Linked DNA regions of Homo sapiens: region 1 is linked to region 2. Evidence: chromatin loops called from intact Hi-C (ENCODE). Cell type or tissue: Caco-2. All regions are shown on one strand. Links, peaks and the distances in the headings refer to the core of each region. The heading gives the core; the rest is flanking DNA.

What was found. Peaks named below come from ENCODE experiments on the same cell type or tissue, not always from the same donor. Only the 100,000 strongest peaks of a DNase experiment are listed, where the experiment ranks them.
Region 1: a loop joins it to region 2, with 2.6 times the contacts of the local background. A loop is called at or near these places in 11 of 110 quality-filtered maps.

What each region holds. Positions count from the first base shown.
Region 1 is chr15:59,410,513-59,419,970 of GRCh38, reverse strand. It overlaps a transcript of FAM81A not described here. Among named protein-coding and RNA genes, the nearest start is that of FAM81A, 23 kb to the left of the region's middle. RefSeq lists enhancers at 8,351-8,430, 8,441-8,490. In Caco-2, for the core only: no CTCF peak of the experiment used is centred there; no DNase peak of the experiment used is centred there.
Region 2 is chr15:59,156,356-59,165,813 of GRCh38, reverse strand. MYO1E (myosin IE) reads left to right here. Exons shown (of 28, transcript NM_004998.4): 23 at 2,511-2,657; 24 at 4,584-4,741; 25 at 7,435-7,527. Among named protein-coding and RNA genes, the nearest start is that of MIR2116, 10 kb to the left of the region's middle. RefSeq lists an enhancer at 4,180-4,681. In Caco-2, for the core only: no CTCF peak of the experiment used is centred there; a DNase peak (open chromatin) is centred at 4,403.

The sequences.
Region 1 (9,458 bases), core at 801-8,800, 250 kb before region 2:
GACCCAAAATACATTCCAGCTGCATGATCCCTAACCTCCAGAGGGGCAGAGCTGTAGTTGGTTTTTGGTTTCTTTGTTTGTTTTTTTGTTTTTTAGATGGAGTCTCGCTCTGTTGTCCAGGCTTGAGTACAGTGGTGTGATCTCGGCTCCCTGCAATCCAGCTCCAGGAGTGATTCTCAAGCAATTCTCCTGCCTCAGCCTCCCAAGTAGTTGAGATTACAGGCGTCCGCCAGCACGCCCGGCCAATTTTTGTATTTTCAGTAGAGACAGGGTTTCACCATGTTGGCCAGGCTGGTCTCGAACTCCTGACTTCAAGCAATCTGCCCGCCTCGGCCTCCCAAAGTACTGGGATTACAAGCTTGAGCCACCGTGCCCGGCCTGTTGTTTTTTAATAGAATTCAAACACAGGAAACCATTGGGAAGAAATGAAAGAGAGGGTAATGAAGTACTAAATAATGTGGTTCACACTTCAAGTACTGTAGAAGGTCAGAAAAGAATGAGTTCTTTCCTATGAAAAGAGGAGAGGAAACTTAAAATGGTCCTTGATGAACGTGTTGCAATTTCATACATAGAAGAGAGATTAGGGGAAGTTTCTAGGGAGGAAACAGGGAGTTCAAAGGCACAAAAGTGAGAGTTATTTAATATCTCTTATTGTATCTTCCACTTCCCTAAATGAGAAGAATAACAGGATTTGTTTTAGTTAAATCATAGGTTTTTATGAGAGGGTTAAATGAGATGGTTTTTGTAATTGCTTTATAGATTAAAGGGTTATTCAAATTATTCCTTACTACTGCTGATATTATCGTTGTTATGGGCGTGCCTACTGTGTTCAGGACATTACCCTAGGCCTACAGATAATCGAACTGATGAAATGATTTTAGTAACCAACTACCAGTGACTTAAAACCAGAATACCAGTTTCTAATTTCTACAACTTAGGATGAAACCAGCCAAGAGATTTGAATCAGTCTTCTGCCTAAGACATTTTTTTTCTACAGCCAGTCTGTTCAGAAATCAAATTGTAGATCAGAAGGATAATGATGACAATATTAACACTGGTCATCATTAATTGTATATCAATGGACAGGGCTGTCTGCACACATGCCCTTGCTAATTCCTCACAGCAGTTCTGTGAGGAGGAGACATCACCTCCATTCTGCAGGAAAGGAAACTGGGGCTCAGATAATTTAAATAAGCTATCCATCTTCAGAACTAATAACTGATGAGCCTGGATTTAAACACATGCTTGTCTGGCTTCAAAGCCTAAGCTCTTTCCCCATGTTAGCAGACATGAAGAGGAAATCGAGCAAGGAAAGTCGCCCTTTACGGTTTTTCCTACCATGCCTGGGTAACATGAACAACAAATTGGGAGGAAAAAATAGCTGAATACATGAACTAAACTGAACATTGCACCAAGCTTGGGAAACACCTTCATAACCTGGATCGAGCTATTGATTAGACCAGATTCTAACACCCTTTCTAAACTTTCTTGCTCTACTTTTGGGGAGAATGGATTCAAGAGAACCAACCAGCTTGCCCTTGTAAATTACAGGGGTAAAAATGTTTTCTAAACAGGAAAAGGCAGGGTTATAGCTGATGAGTTTGATTGATTGTAAAACTCAGTTAGATAAATTGCATCCAAAGAACTTCTTCTCCACGTAAGGTAGCTTTTCTGTTGTCACTGTTTGTTGCCTCTGCCCCCATAGCTCATTTCTCATCACAGCCTCACAACTACCTCACAGCTCACATCGTGCCCTCAATGTGCTTGCACTGTGAAGAGAATGCTACCGTATTTGTGCTCTAGAAGAGAAGAAAGTGTCAGCTTGTCTTCCCGACAAAGTTAGATAAAAAATCCTATTTTAAAAGGATGAGTTCATATCCTTTGTAGGGATATGGATGAAACTGGAAACCATCATTCTCAGCAAACTATCACAAGGACAGAAAACCAAACACCACTTGTTCTCACTCACAGGTGGGGAATGAACAATGAGAACACTTGGACACAGGAAGGGGAACATCACACACCGGGGCCTGTCGTGGGTTGTGGGGAGGGAGGAGGGATAGCATTAGGAGATAAACCTAATGTAAATGACGAGTTAATGGGTGCAGCACACCAACAGGGCACATGTATACATATGTAACAAACCTGCATGTTGTGCACATGTACCCTAGAACTTTAAAGTATAATAAAAAAAATAAAAGGGATAATCAAGCAAAAAAAATCTTTTTATTTTTATTTATTTATGTATTTATTTTGGAGACAGAGTCTCACTCTGTTGCCCAGGCTGGAGTGTAGTGGCATGATCTGGGCTCACTGAAACCTCTGCCTCCCAGGTTCATGCAATTCTCCTGCCTCAGCTTCCTGAGTAGCTGGGATTACAGGCGTGCACCATTATGCCTGGCTAATTTTTTTTTTTTTTGTATTTTTAGTAGAGACGGGGTTTCACCATGTTGGCCAGGCTGGTCTCGAACTCCTGACCTCAAGTGACCTGTCCACCACGGCCTCCCAAAGTGCTGGGATTACAGGTGTGAGCCAACACATCCAGCCAGAAAAGCTTGTTTTTTTGTTTGTTTGTTTGTTTGTTTGTTTTTAAATAGCTACTTTGATCATAAAGTAAGTTGAACATTTAGAGGTTGGGGAGGCAACATTAAGAAAACGAAGTAAATATAAAAGGGGAGGCGACAGGGTGGTACGGCATGTGACCACTAACTCAGCATCCTCAGGCTCCGAGAGGGACAGAATCAGAATGTGGAGAGCACAGCCTGGGTATTCAGCACGCATCCATCTGGACCTTCAGCAAGCTGAACTCACTTTCTATCTATAGCATCCCTCATTTTGTTTTTCTTTTAAAAATGTATTTCCCAGGATTCTTTCAGGGCAACCACAGAAGTGTCTTAGCTCCTTCCCCATGTCTCCCCCTACCCCAGCCCCCATCATCCTCTTCAGTGATTCTGGGCATAGCACCAGATGCAGACACGACGGCACAAGTCTAGGATGGGGACTCTTTGGCTGCTTACTCGCAGAAAGAACTTTGAAAAACTATGCACCTTCCTGTATATTTTTAGGTTGGCATCTAAAATTTGTCACCATAAGTTCAAATAGTTGCACAAAATGTAATTTCCAGCATAATGATATTTGAAAATAGAATGGTTCCAGCACCCTTTGGAATGATTCCAGTGACCGCTAAGCATGACAGGTATGGGATACCTGCTTCATAGGGTCATTATGCAGACTCAAGGGCTGAATAGAGGCACAGTGCCCGGCACATGATAAATACTTTATCTTTGTCGTATGTGTGGGTGTATAGAGAGAGAGGGAAAGAGACGGCAAGATGTTAGCAGTAAATCTTAGGAGGGATTGTAGCAGATGATGTTGATGCCCCACCCCACATCCCTTCAGCTCCTGTTTGAGTTCACTCACAGCTGTGGTTCACAGTTTCTGCCATGGGAAGACTTGACACCTCAAATGACGCATCTCACGGCTTCTCTGCCAGAGGGCTTTCTCCAGCACAGAGAAGCGTGCAATACTACTGGTTAGGCACAACCTGGAAACTGAGGCAGCTGACTTTCTCAGGGTTGACTCTTAACCAAAGGGGAGAGGAGGCAGTGGACAAAAGCCCCCGTCTCTCCATCCTTTGGCGAGACAAATGGGAAGCTTATCGTGCATGGTTTCCCAGAAGGTCCCCAGGACGGAGCCCCGGTTGCACACAGCGGTGACCACCACAGGAATGCACATATTATTACTGTGTTTTCCTTTCCTGTCCCATGTCCTGCACCCTTTCACTTGTGCTTTCTGGGATCACCTCCCAAATAAATGTCCTGTACCCAAGTTCTCTCAGGATCTCCTTTGAGGGAAACCCAACCAAGTCCAGGAGATATGGGGATTCATTATAGTGCTCTTTCCATTTTTCTGTGGTTTGAAACTTTCCAAAGTAAACATATAAACAGATTTGTTTAAATGTTTTAGAAGAGCAGCCCTACAGTATGTTCAGGGATTGTACCTGGCTGTGTGCTCCAGAACCCAGTCTGTGACCCTCCCAGAGATTCTGTAAACTACTGAGTATCCCTTAATCAGTTCATTTCTGCTTAACAACAAATCATTGATATTGAATGGTTTTAGTAGCAAGAGGTATAGGAGAGTGGTTCTGAATGTGGAATCCTTCCATCACTCAAGAGCAGCTAACTCCTCTCAGCCTCTGTATTATTCTTTTTGCTGTCATTAAATAAAAAATCATGAACTTAGTGGCTTAAAGCAGCACAAACTTATTATCTTACGGTTCTGCAGGTCAGGGGTCTAAGATAGGCCTCACTGGGCTAAAATCAAAATGTATGTAGAGCTGCATTCTTTTTAGAGGCTCTAGAAAAAGTTTAGTTTCCTTGCCTCTGCCAGCTTCTAGAGGCTGCCTGCATTCTTTGGCACATGACAGAAGATCAAGTCCTTTCAACGTAGCATCTCTCCAAGCCTCTCGTCTGCCTCCCTGTTCCACTTTTAAGCACTCATGATTAGATTGGCCCCATCTCAAGATCAGCTGATTAGCAATCTTAATTTCCTTTTGCTGGGTGCGGTGGCTCACGCCTGTAATCCCAGCATTCTAGGAGGTCAAGACAAGAGGATCACGAGGTCAGGAGTTCAAGACCAGCTTGGCCAACATGGTGAAACCCCCGTCTCTACTAAAAATACAAAAATTAGCCAGGCGTGGTGTTACATGCCTGTAATCCCAGCTACTCGGGAGGCTGAGGCAGGAGAATTGCTTGAACCCAGGAGGCGGAGGTTGCAGTGAGCCGAGATCGTGCCACTGCACTCCAGCCTGGGTGACAGAGCAAAATTTCATCACGAAAAGAAAAAAAAAAAAACAGGCTGGGCACGGTGGCTCACGCCTGTAATCCCAGCACTTTGGGAGGCCGAGGCAGGCAGATCGTGAGGTCAGGAGATCAAGACCATCCTGGCTAATACAGTGAAAACCCATCTCTACTAAAAATACAAAAAAATTAGCCAGGCATTGTGGCGGACGCCTGTAGTCCCAGCTACTTGGGAGGCTGAGGCAGGAGAATGGTGTGAACCTGGGAGGCGGAGCTTGCAGTGAGCTGAGATCCCACCACTGCACTCCAGCCTGGGTGACAGAGCGAGACTCCATCTCAAAAAAAAAAAAGTTTTTTCCTTTTACCACGTCAGGTAATGAAGGAGTTCAGGAAATGCCATCGCTAAATACACCAGTTTGCTATATTGATTACTTAGAGCTGGAGGTACTTGAAAAACAGCAAATGCAAGGGGAGGCTTTCTCTTAATTCCCCATCTGCCTAAATACAGATCCTCAAAAAAGAACTCAGTTGTCACCAGTCCCCTCCTCAGGAGTTTCATCAGCTAGGGAAGATTAACTCATCACAGGAGAGAAAACAAGAAGCCAACACCACACCAAGAGAAGGGCCCATTCATTTTTATTCCAAAATCACTTACTCTCTCCTAAATTGCCTACATACCTCCTCCTCTCTCCCCTGTGAAGAGGGCATACAAGCTCCTAAATCCCACTGGTTTTGGGGGTATTCCCTTTTCTTTCCTGTGATGCCCCATGCACACAGTACATTTGTATAACTTTTCTCCTGTTAATCTGCCTGTTGTCAGTTCATTTCATGGACTCAGCTATGAAACCCACGGAGAGTGAGGGGAAGTCTTTCCTCTCCTACAGTAGCATATTCACTAGTTCCAAGAATTAGAATGTGGGCCAGGTGTGGTGGCTCACACCTATAATCCCAGCACTTTAGGAGGCCAAGGCGGGCGGATCACTTGAGGCCAGGAGCTCAAGATGAGCCTGGCCAACATGGTGAAACCCTGTCTCTACTAAAAATACAAAAATTAGCTGGGCGTGGTGATGGCGCACACCTGTAATCCCAGCTACTCAGGAGGCTGGAAGAGAATCGCTTGAACCCGGGAGATGGAGGTTGCAGTGAGCCGAGATCATGCCACTGCTCTCCAGCCTGGGTGACAGAGTGAGATTCTGTCTCTAAAAAAAGAAAAAGAATTAGAATGTGGACGTCTTTGGGAGGGCTACCATTCTACCTGCCAGAGCCTCACAGCAGCCTGACCCTCATCTCTCCCTTCTCAAGGATGATAAGAACACCTGGGAGGAAGCTGTGGGCTGTGGCTTCCCAAGCAAATAGGTTTGCTGAGGAAATGAAAACAGCCATCTACCAATGGCTTAAACAGGAACTCTTTTTTTTAGAGACAGGGGTCTCACTATGCTGCCCAGGCTGGTCTCAGACTCTGGCCTCAAGCTATCCTCCCGCCACTGCTTTGCAAAGTGCTGGGATTACAGGCAGGAGCCACCATACCTGACCAAAACAAGAGCTCTTGCATGCTACAATAAGGAACAGCAGATAATGGCTTAGAACTCTGTTTGCATATTTAGGCTCAAGTACAGAGACTTTTTGATTTGCCCAAGATTATATCCCCTGAAATAAGAAAATCAGCTATTAATTCCTCAGTTCACAGGGTGTGATATAGGGTGGGTGGTTGTGTGTGTGTGTGTGTGTGTGTGTGTGTGTGTGTGTGTGTGTGTTTAATGCTCTCAACCCAGTTTTGAGGCCCTGGCTAGAGATGGTCAGTTCCTCCTCTTGGGCAGCCAGTTACGTTCGCACCTCAACCACCTCCCTGACTGGGCCCTCACACTCTGGGCTACCACACACCCACCCTAACTGCCCTGGGCCAGGTGCCAGACAACGAGGGACAGCCCCTATGTCCCAGAGCCCAGTGAAATTATTCAAATTAGCCAGTAGTAAGCCATGTTCCCCCATCTCCCACAGAGACCACAAGAAAGGAGAATTTCCACAGCCACCCCTTCTCCCCCTTTGCCACGTGACTGACCTGGGGCTTCACCTGAGTGGCCTTGTGTGGCGTGCTGTTGCTCCCAAGGGAGCTGCACGTATAACAAAACTGTGAAATTCTGGTTTCTCTCTCTTGATCTGCACCTTCACTTAAGGTAGCATGTTTACAACACAGGGTACGTGTGTTTGGTTTTTCTTACGTTTTAATTTTTGATTGATTTCTTTCCCCCTGAAAAGGAGCTCAGGGAGGACCTTTCTCAACCAGTTCAAGGCTAATTTTAATGTCAACAGAGGAAAGCCCAGAAAGGCCTGGGGCAACACTCTGCCTTCCTACCCCGATGCCCAGAGTTTCCCTCGGGCCACTCCACAGCAGATGGCAGCAGAGACAGTCCAGGGAGGGACCCACTGTAACACCGTAACACCTTTTTTTTTTTCTGTGACAGGGTCACCCAGGCTGGAGTGCAATGGTGCGATCACAGCTCACTGCAGCCTCAACCTCCTGGACTCAGGCAATTCTCCCACCTCAACCTCCAGAATAGCTGGGACTACAGACGCATACCACCACGCCAAGCTAATTTTTGTATTTTTTTGTAGAGATAGGGTTTCGCCATGTTGCCGAGGCTAATCTTAAATTCCTGGGCTCAAGAGATCCACCAGCCTCAGCCTCCCAAAGCGTTGGGATTACAGACATGAGCCACTGTGCCCGGCTTGTAACACTATTCTTTGGAACCGTCTTTTGATTAATCCAAAAACCAGCTTGCGGGGTAGCAACATAAATTCTGACTGAAGAAAGTTTCTCCTTCATGAATAACTGCTTTACAGCAAGTCTTTTCTGTTTCAGCAAGTCTTTTCTCTCCCCAACAAAACTCCTGAACCTCCCGTGCCATCATAAACACTAAACTGCCCCAAATTTGCAACCTTACTGCCCCATCTTAGGAGTCCCAGCCCCCAGTCCACTATGCTGGACTGTCTCTATAGCACAATCTCCCCACTCAGAGGAACAGAGAAGCTGGGCCCACATGCAGATCTAGGCCAACAGCCCCCAAAATCGAAGCCCTCCTTGTGGCCTCTCCCCTCTGCCCCTCCCACCTCACTCTATCCCATTCTCCCCCTTTCTCTTCACTGTAATAGCCTCTCATCCCCCGTTTTTTTTTTTTGTTTGTTTCTTTTTCTGCCCACTCAAGTAAAGGCTGCAGCAGGTTCCACCCCAGGGCACTCACCTAAGACAAATAAAGATTAAAGTATTTTTGTTGTTGTTGTTGTTGAGACGGATTGCAGTGGTGCAGTCTCGGCTCACTGCAACCTCCACCTCCTGGGTTCAAGGGACTCTCCTGCCTCAGCCCCCAGACTCAGCTGGGACTACAGGTGCCTGCCATGCCTGGCTAATTTTTGTATTTTTAGTAGAGATGGGGTTTCACCATGTTGGCCAGGCTGGTCTCAAACTCCTGGCCTCAAGCGATCCTTTCATCTCGGCCTCCCAAAGTGCTGGGATTACAGGAGTGAACCACTGCATCTGGCCAATTAAAGTATTTTCTTCCTCCTGGTGGAGGGAGATGATTTCACACCTATGAGGGTGAGAAGATGGAAAGTTTCTGAAACTTTTGTCTTTTCCCTGCTCTGAAGGAGAAGTGGGTGCAGCTGTGCTGAGTTTGTTGCGTTTGAGGGCTACTGTATACATTCTGATCAATACTCTGAGTAATTTACTTCCCCTCTTCATGTTTCCAGCTGAGCTATTTGTCAACTTTTCTTGTGGGAACCCCAGTGATCTCTATTGGAAGATGCATATATACCTCTTTGTTTCTGCTATGGATTGATACTCATCTTCTCCTCTGAGTCCAGTCCTGGGCTCCCAGCAACCGTACATAGAAAGAGCCCTTCCCTCCAGCAGGCATCCTCTGCCCCAGCGACTGTTCCCAAAGCAAATCCCAGCCTGTGCTCTGTGCATGGTCCCTAACCCTCCTTGATCTGTGCGTTATGATATTTGGGGTCATTCACAGGGCAAGATCTTAGAATAAAGTAATTATAAAAGCTAATATACTTTAACATAATGTTCAAAAGCTGAATGAAAAGCCTGGTGTAAAATCTATACTAAAGAAACATCTGGGCCTGGCGCGGTGGCTCACCTCTGTAATCCCAGCACTTTGGGAGGCCGAGGCAAAAGGATCATTTGAGGCCAGGAGTTCGAGACCAGCCTGACCAACATGGTGAAACCCGTCTCTACTAAAAATACAAAAATTAGCTGGGTGTGGTGACGCATGCCTGTAATCCCAGCTATTCAGGAGGCTGAGGCAGGAGAGTTACTTGAACTCAGCAGGTGGAATTCAGCCAAGATCAGTAAGCCGAGATCAGCCACTGCACAATAGCCTGGGTGAAGGAGCCAACAGAGCAAGACACTGTCTCAAAGAAAAGTAAAGAAACATCTGTTGCTTGAGCTTGGTTTAAATACAACATTGTTCAAATGCATTTTCTAACTTTTAAAATGTTTCTTTCTTTCACACACAGGATGTGGGACTGTTCTCTGGTTAATGAGTTACCCATTTCTCTGTTGGCTCTGGGTCACCAGGAAGGACCAGGAGTTCCTTCTCCTTCAGTCACTCTGGTTTTTTTCTCGTAGTCCACAGCTCATATTCTCCTTCTTGC
Region 2 (9,458 bases), core at 924-8,923:
TGCATGCACTCTACCTAATGCAGCCGGGTTCTTACACCTGGGCTAGGGTGCCAGGAGGCTTAGACTTTATTAATTCAAAATGACTTGGAAGAGCTCTTTTGAGCAGCTTTTCATAAGTGCTTTTTGGGGTTTTAGATTGCTGGCTGTACCTTTAAAGGTAAGTAGGAGGTGTTTGTTCCCAGGCACTATGGAACTGGCACGTTGGCCCTGAATTGCCTTTGCATGAGCTGTTGAGTGACGGAGATGAAAACCGTCTATTGTTTAAACCACTGCTTGTCAGGGTTTATCCTTGATCCCAACTATCACAGGAGTGGGCAAGAAGCATGGCTATGATGTGTGGATGTCTGAAAACAAACATCTGAGGTAATGATAATGACCAAGTGTTCCACCCAAATGGCTATTATTTGTCCAAAAAACACTGTAAAGGGTTCTGACTTTACGTCCAAGGGAAACTCTTTGGCTGCTCTTCAGTAAGCTGGCCATGAAAGGACCAAGCTCCTTTCCCCTGACACTGGCCTCTTGCTTCCAGTGAACTCCATTCACCGCCCCGCCCCACCCCCATGGTTTGCGCGTACTGCCATTCTACGCCTTCCTATCCAATTGTGCTGTGGTTCCTTCGACCTCTTTTTCTCCTGTGGATTACCAAGCCCCTTTCCTGTAGGAGGACTGAAAGTGGGTAATATGTAAACAGTAAGAATTTAATTTTTACAGTTCTAGAGACCGGGAAGTCCAAGGTCAAGGTGCAGGCAGATGTGGTGTCTGGTGAAGGCCCAGTCTTTTCTTTATAGATGGCGCCTCTTGTTGTGTCCTCACATGGGAGAATGACAGAAAGGGCAAACCACTCTGTCATACCTCTTCTGTAAGGTCACTAATCCAATTCATGAGGACCTCTTCCTTGTAACTTAATCACCTCCTTAAGGCCACACTTCTTAATACTAGCACATTGGTGAATGAGTTTCAACATCAGACCAAGGTAGAGGCTGTGGCTACAGCTACTGGCTCCATCACCTCTGGGTCACTAGCTCCCTGTCTCAGTCTGGAGAGAAGGTTCCTGACAAGCCTGAGATAGTCCCCCAAGATTCTCTGCCCAAGGGAGCCCTGTCATTCCAAGAAGGGCCCAACCCCTACCTTGACCTGTGAATGGGGCTGAACAGGGATACCACAGGAGTTTCCTTCTAAATGGATCAGATTTTACATGGAAGAAGGATCCAGGGTCTCAAAGATTCTCCACAGCTCAGTCCTCTTGTGATCCCCTTGCCTCATCATCTGGCTTTGTCACAGCCACAGTAATCCCACTGGTGCAGTGACACCAGGTGCTCTGAGAGCAGAGCAGAGCTCCTGAGTGATGCTGCAGGGCTCTGGATATACAAAGAACCGTGTCTGTGGCACTTGGAGAGAATAAAATGTTACCATGGTCAATTCACTGAAGCAGGTTTGCCTAATTTGTTTCTAATGCCTGGGAAAATGCTTACAATCCCTAACGAAATCTCATTCTTCAAAGGGTTGTCTTTGGTATTTGGCAGTGGTACTTGGAGATACTCGTAAACTTATATATTATAGTCTTTGGGGTGGTGGCCCCATTCACCTGAGTGATAAATCTAACAGGGAATGCAAATTCTCAATTACATACATGTTGTTGCTTTCTACCAAGCCTAGCCAGGCTTGAAGATGGAACTTTGTCTCATCAACCTCCCCTGACCAGCAAGCGTTTCCTCGGAGCTGGGTCTGCCTCAGCGTCTCTCTGCCATCACCCTATAGCTTGTAACACCTGCTCCCCTCCAGGCATAAATTTCTCCACAATCCCACCCTGTCCAAACATGCAGTTCCCGCAAAGGTGTGTTCTTTCCTTGTCTGACAAAATTCATTAGCTTGAAGGTGATGATTTTTGCTTGTTTGCTGTTTGTCCATTCTGGCCTTCGCATTTCTGAACTTGGATGTGTCTGTACGTTCTAGTAGCTCCTGGCCTACAGTGTCCACAGAGCACTGTTTGCCAGAAGGTTCTTAATAAGTACCTTGAAGTCCAGGATATTGGCTTCCCTCTTGAGAACCGAGCTTATGATTCTTCAAGTTCAAATTTACTACAATAGCTATAACCATATCATAAATTATACTAACTTGGAACTTAAATGTAGAGTCATCCCTTTTCAACTGCATTCTATTCATAACTTTCTGGATTTTTATGATCTTAAAAACACAAGTTGGACTTGAAAATGGATTTTTTTTTAATATGGGCTAAATTGTCCTTAAGTTCCTGATTGTAAAAATCATGTGGAAAAAGTACTTTGATCATGCTTTTGTTGGACTATAAACCTTCTTTGAAAGCAGATTTCAGCAATTTCATTATGTAATTCATTGTTGTTGGTTTTGTTTGAAAGATTATTACTTATAGAAAGAAAGACTGTAAAATCTTAGCACTATCTTGCAGGATTTTTAAAATGGAAGAAAAAAAAAACAATAGAGTAAACAGAAGCACAGCTTTCACCAAGTGTGTTTGTCCAATCTCTTTACAGTACTATGCAGGATGACATTTTTATTCTCCATGAGCAAGAGTATGACAGTTTGCTTGAATCTGTCTTCAAAACTGAATTCCTAAGCCTCTTAGCAAAGCGTTACGAGGAGAAGACCCAGAAGCAACTACCTCTGAAATTCAGCAATACGTAAGTCCGGATCTGGGACCCAGACTTCTGCGTGTAGCTAAAAAGGGGTCTTGATCGCACCCCTGCGATTCAGGATGGGGCTGGAGGAGGCCTGCGAGGAGAAGAGTGGGGTCTGGCTGGCCCCAGTGGAACCTTAGAGCCTGCAGAAGACAGTCTGGATAGTAGTCACAGACTTTGAAAAGGTTACTTTTGCATTTCTGTGAAATAATGACTTCATAGACTAGTGTATTTTATCATTTAGACAAAAATCACCTGAATGAGGCAGACAAAGGCAGATTTTTATGTATCACCCAAAAAAGGGTTTTTTTAATTTAGGAGAGCAGACAGGAGTAGAATCACACTGGAAGCAGATAAAAGTGACAGAGGTGGGGGTTTAAATTCCCCAAACCAATGCATAATAAAACCTGTTTATTGGTAGAGCCTCCGGGGGCTTGAGGACTATAGGTGGCCAACGTATTGTGTAGGTGGTTCACCTTTCTTTCTTTTTTTTTTTTTTTCTTTTTTTTTTCTTGAGATGGCGTCTCGTTCTGTTGCCCAGGCTGGCGTACAGTGGTGCGACCTTGGCTCACTGCAACCTCTGCCTCCCAGGTTCAAGCAATTCTCCTGCCTCAGCCTCCTGAGTAGCTAGGATTACAAGTGCTCACCACCACACCCAGCTAATGTTTTCTTATTTTTAGTAGATACGGGGTTTCACCATGTTGGCCAGGCTGGTCTTGAACTCCTAACCTCAAGTGATCCACCCGCCTCGGCGTCCCAAAGTGCTGGGATCACAGGCTTGAGCCACCATGCCCAGCCTCACCTTCATTTCTTTTGGCAACATGATCTAATGGACCAGGTACTGGCTGGCATACTGTTGACCCTCTAATCTCATATTTGCTGAGTAAGAGTTATTTAGCTAGTCTGGGCAATATAGTAAGACCACATCTCTACAAAAAGTAAAAAATAAAAAAAAAATTAGCCGAGTATGGTGGTGCATGCCTGTAGTCCCAGCTACTCGGGAGGCTGAGGTGGGAGGATACTTGAGCCCAGGAGGCAGAGGTTGCAGTGAGCTGAGACCGCACCACTGCACGCCAGCCTGGGCAACAGAGCAAGACCCTGTCTAAAACACAGAAAGAAAGTTATTTAGCTTTTCTTTTTAAATTTCCCCATCTATAAAATGGGAATATCCTCCATCTTTTCCTAGCTACAAAAATAAGGCCAAGACAAAGCCTTTATATCATGATGAGGGAAACTTATAATAGGCAGCTACTTAAAATTATGATTTTTCCTTCTTATGATATCAGAAAATATAACTTAAAAACAGAATAAGGATTGCATAATACAGGCATATATGCAATATAGAAGCATTAAAACTGGATGGGGAGTTTGGGAATTGCAGGTAAATCCTGCCTTCTATTTGGATTTTGGTTGCTAGTGTGTGTCTTTTTCCATCCCTGGGTGGGCTGTGATGGTGCAAGAATAGTACAGGACTAAACAAAGCCAGGTTCTATGCTAGAGTCCTCAAGCTGGCCTGTGTCTGGCATCTCTCAGTCCTCCACAAGCACAGAATCAGGGACAACAGCTGGAAGCACAATGACAGCACAGCGGTATGACCTGGAAATTGTCTCTTTCCTCTGTCCCCTCAGCAGGCGCCTCTGAGACCACCTGACAGAGTGGCACTGGCACATTAGCCAGATGTACCTCCCTCACCACCTGGTGTCTCACGGTACCGGGCCCCAGATGCTCCTTTTTCTGGCTCATTGTCATGCAGCGACAGTGCCACCCCATGGATGCGGTGCGCATCCTCAGGGCCCTGCTCCTGGTGTAGATTGTCCGTTCTCGCCTCATGTTTATGCTTTTCCAGCAGCAGAACTCCGTGGCGGGATCTCTGAGCACCGTTTTCTCACTGCGTCCTTCGACCTGTTAACCCCACTGTGCTTTTTGCAGGCTTGAACTGAAGTTGAAAAAGGAAAACTGGGGCCCCTGGAGTGCAGGGGGCTCCCGGCAAGTGCAGTTCCACCAAGGGTTTGGGGACCTGGCTGTCCTCAAGCCCAGTAACAAAGTGCTGCAGGTCAGCATCGGACCTGGACTGCCCAAGAACTCCCGTAAGTGCTCCACGGGCCCTGCAGGCAGAACTGCCGCCGCTCCCCCGAGTCTCCCGAGCAAATGCTGCAAACATGTGCACAGATGTGGGGGCTGAGAATCAGTACACCTTCTGCTTGCTGGGGCTCACGCTTTCTTCAGAATGGAACATTTCAAACTAAAGCAACAGCAAGGAAAATGAGCAGGTTAAAAGTTTCTGAGGGACTTAGTACTTATGTATCAGTACACCTGGCATTACAATATTGTGGTTAAAACAAATCAAAGTTTGTTAGCTTCAAATTTCCCCTCCCTTTCCAGTCAGATCTTGTCCACAATACCAACATCATCCTCTATGCCACCTTTAAAGAAATTGACTGGGCCCGGCGTGGTGGCTCACACCTATAATCCCAGCACCTTGGGAGGCCAAGGCCGGACGATCGCTTGAACCCAAGAGTTCCAGACCAGCCTGAGTAACATGGCAAAACCCTGTCTCCACACACAAAAATAAAAATGTAAAAATTAGCCAGGCATGGTGGTGCATGCCTGTAGTCCCAGCCACTCCGGAGGCTGAGGTGGGAGGATGGCTTGAGCCTGGGAGGTCAAGGCTGCAGTAAATCATGATCTTTACTGGGGTGCCACTGCACCCCAGCCTAGGTGACAGAGCAAGACCCTGCCTCATTAAAAAAAAGAAGATGAAAAAGAAATAAAACACCATACACACACACACACACACACACACACACACACACACACACACACGCACTACCTCAAACCCCAGTCTAACTCCTTCCCTGGCCTTTATTTTTGTATTTATAATTGATATTTATAAACTTATATCTATAGCACACAGCATAGAATAATCATACATGCTATGTATGCATATACTGTGATATTGTTCTAAGATTTAGCCTGTGTGTGATCACACACATGAAGATGCCTTATATAAAATAACTGTTTCTAGGCCAGGCACGGTGGCTCATGCCTATAATCCCTGCACTTTGGGAGGCCGAGGCAGGCGGACTACCTGAGGTCAGGAGTTTGAGACCAGCCTGACCAACACCCAGTCTCTACTAAATACAAAAAACTAGCCAGGTGTTGTGGCGTATGCCTGTAGTCCCAGCTACTTGGGAGGCTGAGGCAGGAGAATTGCTTGAACCCAGGAGGTGGAGGTTGCAGTGAGCTGAGATCGCGCCATTGCACACCAGCCTGGGCAACAAGAGCGAAACTCCATCTCAAAAATTAATTAATTAATTAGCCATTTCTCAAATCTGTCTGCAAAGGTACACCTTAACATGTTCTCTAACATATTAATACAATACCAGCAAATGCCATCATATCTTTATATATGTAGAGCCACTCAGAAAATGTTGATGTATGTCTGTGTATCCGTTAGTACTTGCAGAAAACAGACAGCAACTTTTGGAGGGATTTCTGAAGCGATTTTTCAGTGAAAAGATGTGGACGGGGTTTAGGGAACAAAGTAGGGACCCAGGGAAAGGGAGTGGCAGGAAATCATTATTATCCGCAAACCTGAAGCAGCAGAGGGAGGAACGAGGTGAACTGAAGGCTACAGTCAGGAAGGAGGCACATGAAGTCCCCCACCTCCCTCCTGACACTCCAGTCTCCTTCCAGTGCCTCCTGTTGGCCTGGCCTATAGGCCTCACCCCACTGGAAGGCAGAGGCCTGGCTGTCCACAGGACTCAGACCCCAGGGCACAGAGCCGGGCAAAGAAAGGCTGCAAATAACCAGCAGGCTATGTTTGTGCGGCGGGCCCCCGAGGGGAAATTGCCCAATAGGTGTTGGATTCTATCTTATTTGGGGTGGCGAGAGTGGCCTAGGTACTGGGAGGGAAGCGTCCAGCAGGCCACACTGGGTTTGCCCCGATCCCACGTGGTCGGTTCTCCCAGGCCCTAGAGCTGCAGCTCCTTTGCTGTGTTTGCACTGTGCACCTTGTCACCTCCTACCCTTCTCTATTCTTCAGCTCTTCTCTTTATAAGAAATTCCCTCTGCACCCCTCTTCCAGCTGGTTTAATCCTACCTTCCTTCCTGTTCCATTCAAGACCCTATTGTTTTTCTTCCCCACATAGATGTCTCTGCAGAGATCTCCTCTGGCTCCTCTGGCCCTGCTGTCCAGCCCTGACTGTGACCCACAGTGTGTTCCTTTGGCCCCAGCTTGTTCCTCATTCCTTCATGTCTGTGTCAAGGGTACAAGTCTGCTTCTCCTCCTTGTGGTCTGTGTTTAGTTCAAGGACCGTAGAACACACACTCTTGCGTGCAAGGCGCTTGACGTAGGCAGGTGTGCAGTCAGTGCCAGAACGGGCTTCATGCCAACCCCGTTGATCCGCAGCATTAGTGAACCTGCTCAGCCACTTAGCATTTAGAACATGAATGCAAATGTTTAAATGTTCCATCTGTCTCTTTTAAAAGTCTGTAAAAATAGAAACACCTTTGTAAGATGACCAATCCTTCTTTAAGAACCACTGTCTCTAACATTTCAAAACTGTACCTCTATAACCCTGTCCTCCAGCCCCTCCCACCCAATAGCTACCATTACATACTTCCCTCAACGGCTCCTTCTCCACTGCAACTGTTCTCCTGCAGATCCACCTGAGAGCTGGAATCCAAGCTTCTCAAAAATTTTCCATATGCAAAGAACCATGAGGATCCATAAAACCAACCAGTAGCACTGGTTTTAACTTTGTCTTGTTTATTTCAGGTCCTACCAGAAGGAACACTACCCAAAATACAGGTTATTCCAGTGGGACTCAAAATGCCAACTACCCAGTGAGAGCTGCCCCTCCTCCCCCAGGTAAGCCAGCTACGTACCGTAGTCTGGGACCACTAAATCTGGACCCATAACTTATAAAATATGTTTGGGAAGAAACCCATTAGCAAATCAATGCACACATATTAACCAGGCATGGACCATTTCAGTGCCACATGTACAACACAGCAGCCCTACTTGAGACCTCAAAATTCAGAAAAATAGGAGTCAGTGAGACTGAACTGCGGCTGAGTTTGCAATCTGGATTTCATTACCTCGAAATATTACTCCCTTAGGAAAGGCTTCTGACAGAGAGAAAGGAGTTCCTTGTCCGTAACAACCAGACTGTTGTCAGCTTTTAAGACACAGGATGCTGCTTTATGGAAATAGGAGTTTACAGGTCTAACCCCACCACCACTACCCAGCTCCGGCCAAATACCACTACAGCAGCACCCCCTTATCCTCGGGGGATGCATTCCAAGACGCCCAGTGGGGGCTTGAAAATGCAGATATTACCAAAACCTATCTATACTTTTCCAGTTTGAGTTTTCCACAAAACCAGCAGAAATTTTTTTCTGTCTTCACAGTGTTACAGATAGAAGATATATTGTTACTGAATTTACTTAAAGGAAGCGCTTTCACTTAAAGGAAGCGCTTAATGGCTTCTCTTTGGCATACCCAAATTGCCAGCTTCCTGGGGCCATTATGAATAACAAGATGGCTGCTTAGTGACTGATGATGGGGTAGCACACACAGCATGGATAGGCTGGGCAAAGGGACGATTCGTGTCCTGGCGGGACAGGGTGAGATGGCACACAACCTAAGCCTTAGGAATTGTTCATTCCTGGAACTTTAATTTAATATTTCCAGGCCACAGTTGACCATGGGTAACTGAAACAGTGGAAAGCAAAATCATGGATAAGGAGGGGAGGGGGCTACTATTTTGTAAGTTATAGCAGCTTAATGACTGAATAGAAGAAATCTGTTTTCTATTTATTTTCTGAGATTAGGATTCAGGAGGCCTGTTCAAAAAAACAAAGTAATATCTGAGAGTATTACAAAATTGTTATAAAATTTATGCTCATATTTCATATTTATCTCTTCTTTTTTTGGGATGGGGTCTCAGTTGCCCAACTGGAGTGCAGTGGTGCCATCATAGCTCACTGCAGCCTCAGCCTCCCTGGATCAAGTGATCCTCCCACCTCAGCCCCTTGAGTAGCTGGGACTACAGGCACGCACCACCACACCTGGCTCTTTTTTTTTTTACTCTTTGTAGACACGGAGTCTCACTGTGTTGCCCAGGCTGGTCTTGAACTCCTAGGTTCAAGCAGTCATCCCACCTTGGCCTCCCAAAGTGTTGGGATTGAAAGTGTGAGCCACTGCACCTGGCCTCTCATTTTTAATAGTAAAAATATAACTGACATATCCAGACACTCTAAACCTGAATCTAAGATTTTCTGTCTCTAAAAATCTGTGTAGTGTTTGCAGAATGCTTGCAAAAATACATAAAATCTTTTAATGTTTTTCCATCACTCACAAAATTCAGTTCATAAAAAATTACTCCCAGAGTGTTTGGTATTAAGCAGTTTAGAATTCTAAGTCTGATAGGGTCATTTTGAGACTGTATTTGATTCCAGTCTTCCCAGCCAAGAGAATTCTATTTGTACCAATGTCCAAGATAAGGAGTAAAAAGCATTTCTTGAGGCTGGTCATGGTGGCTTACGCCTGTAATCCCAACACTTTGGGAGACCAAGGCAGGAGACTTGCTTGAGACCGGAAGTTAGAGCCCAGCCTGGGCAACACAGCAAAACCCCATCTCTACAAAAATGTTCTTAAAAATTAGCTGCAGCCAGGCGCAGTGGCTCATGCCTATAATCCCAGCACTTTGGGAGACCAAGACGAGCAGATCACTTGAGGCCAGGAGTTTGAGACCAGCCTAGCCAACATGACAAAACCCTGTCTCTACTAAAAATACA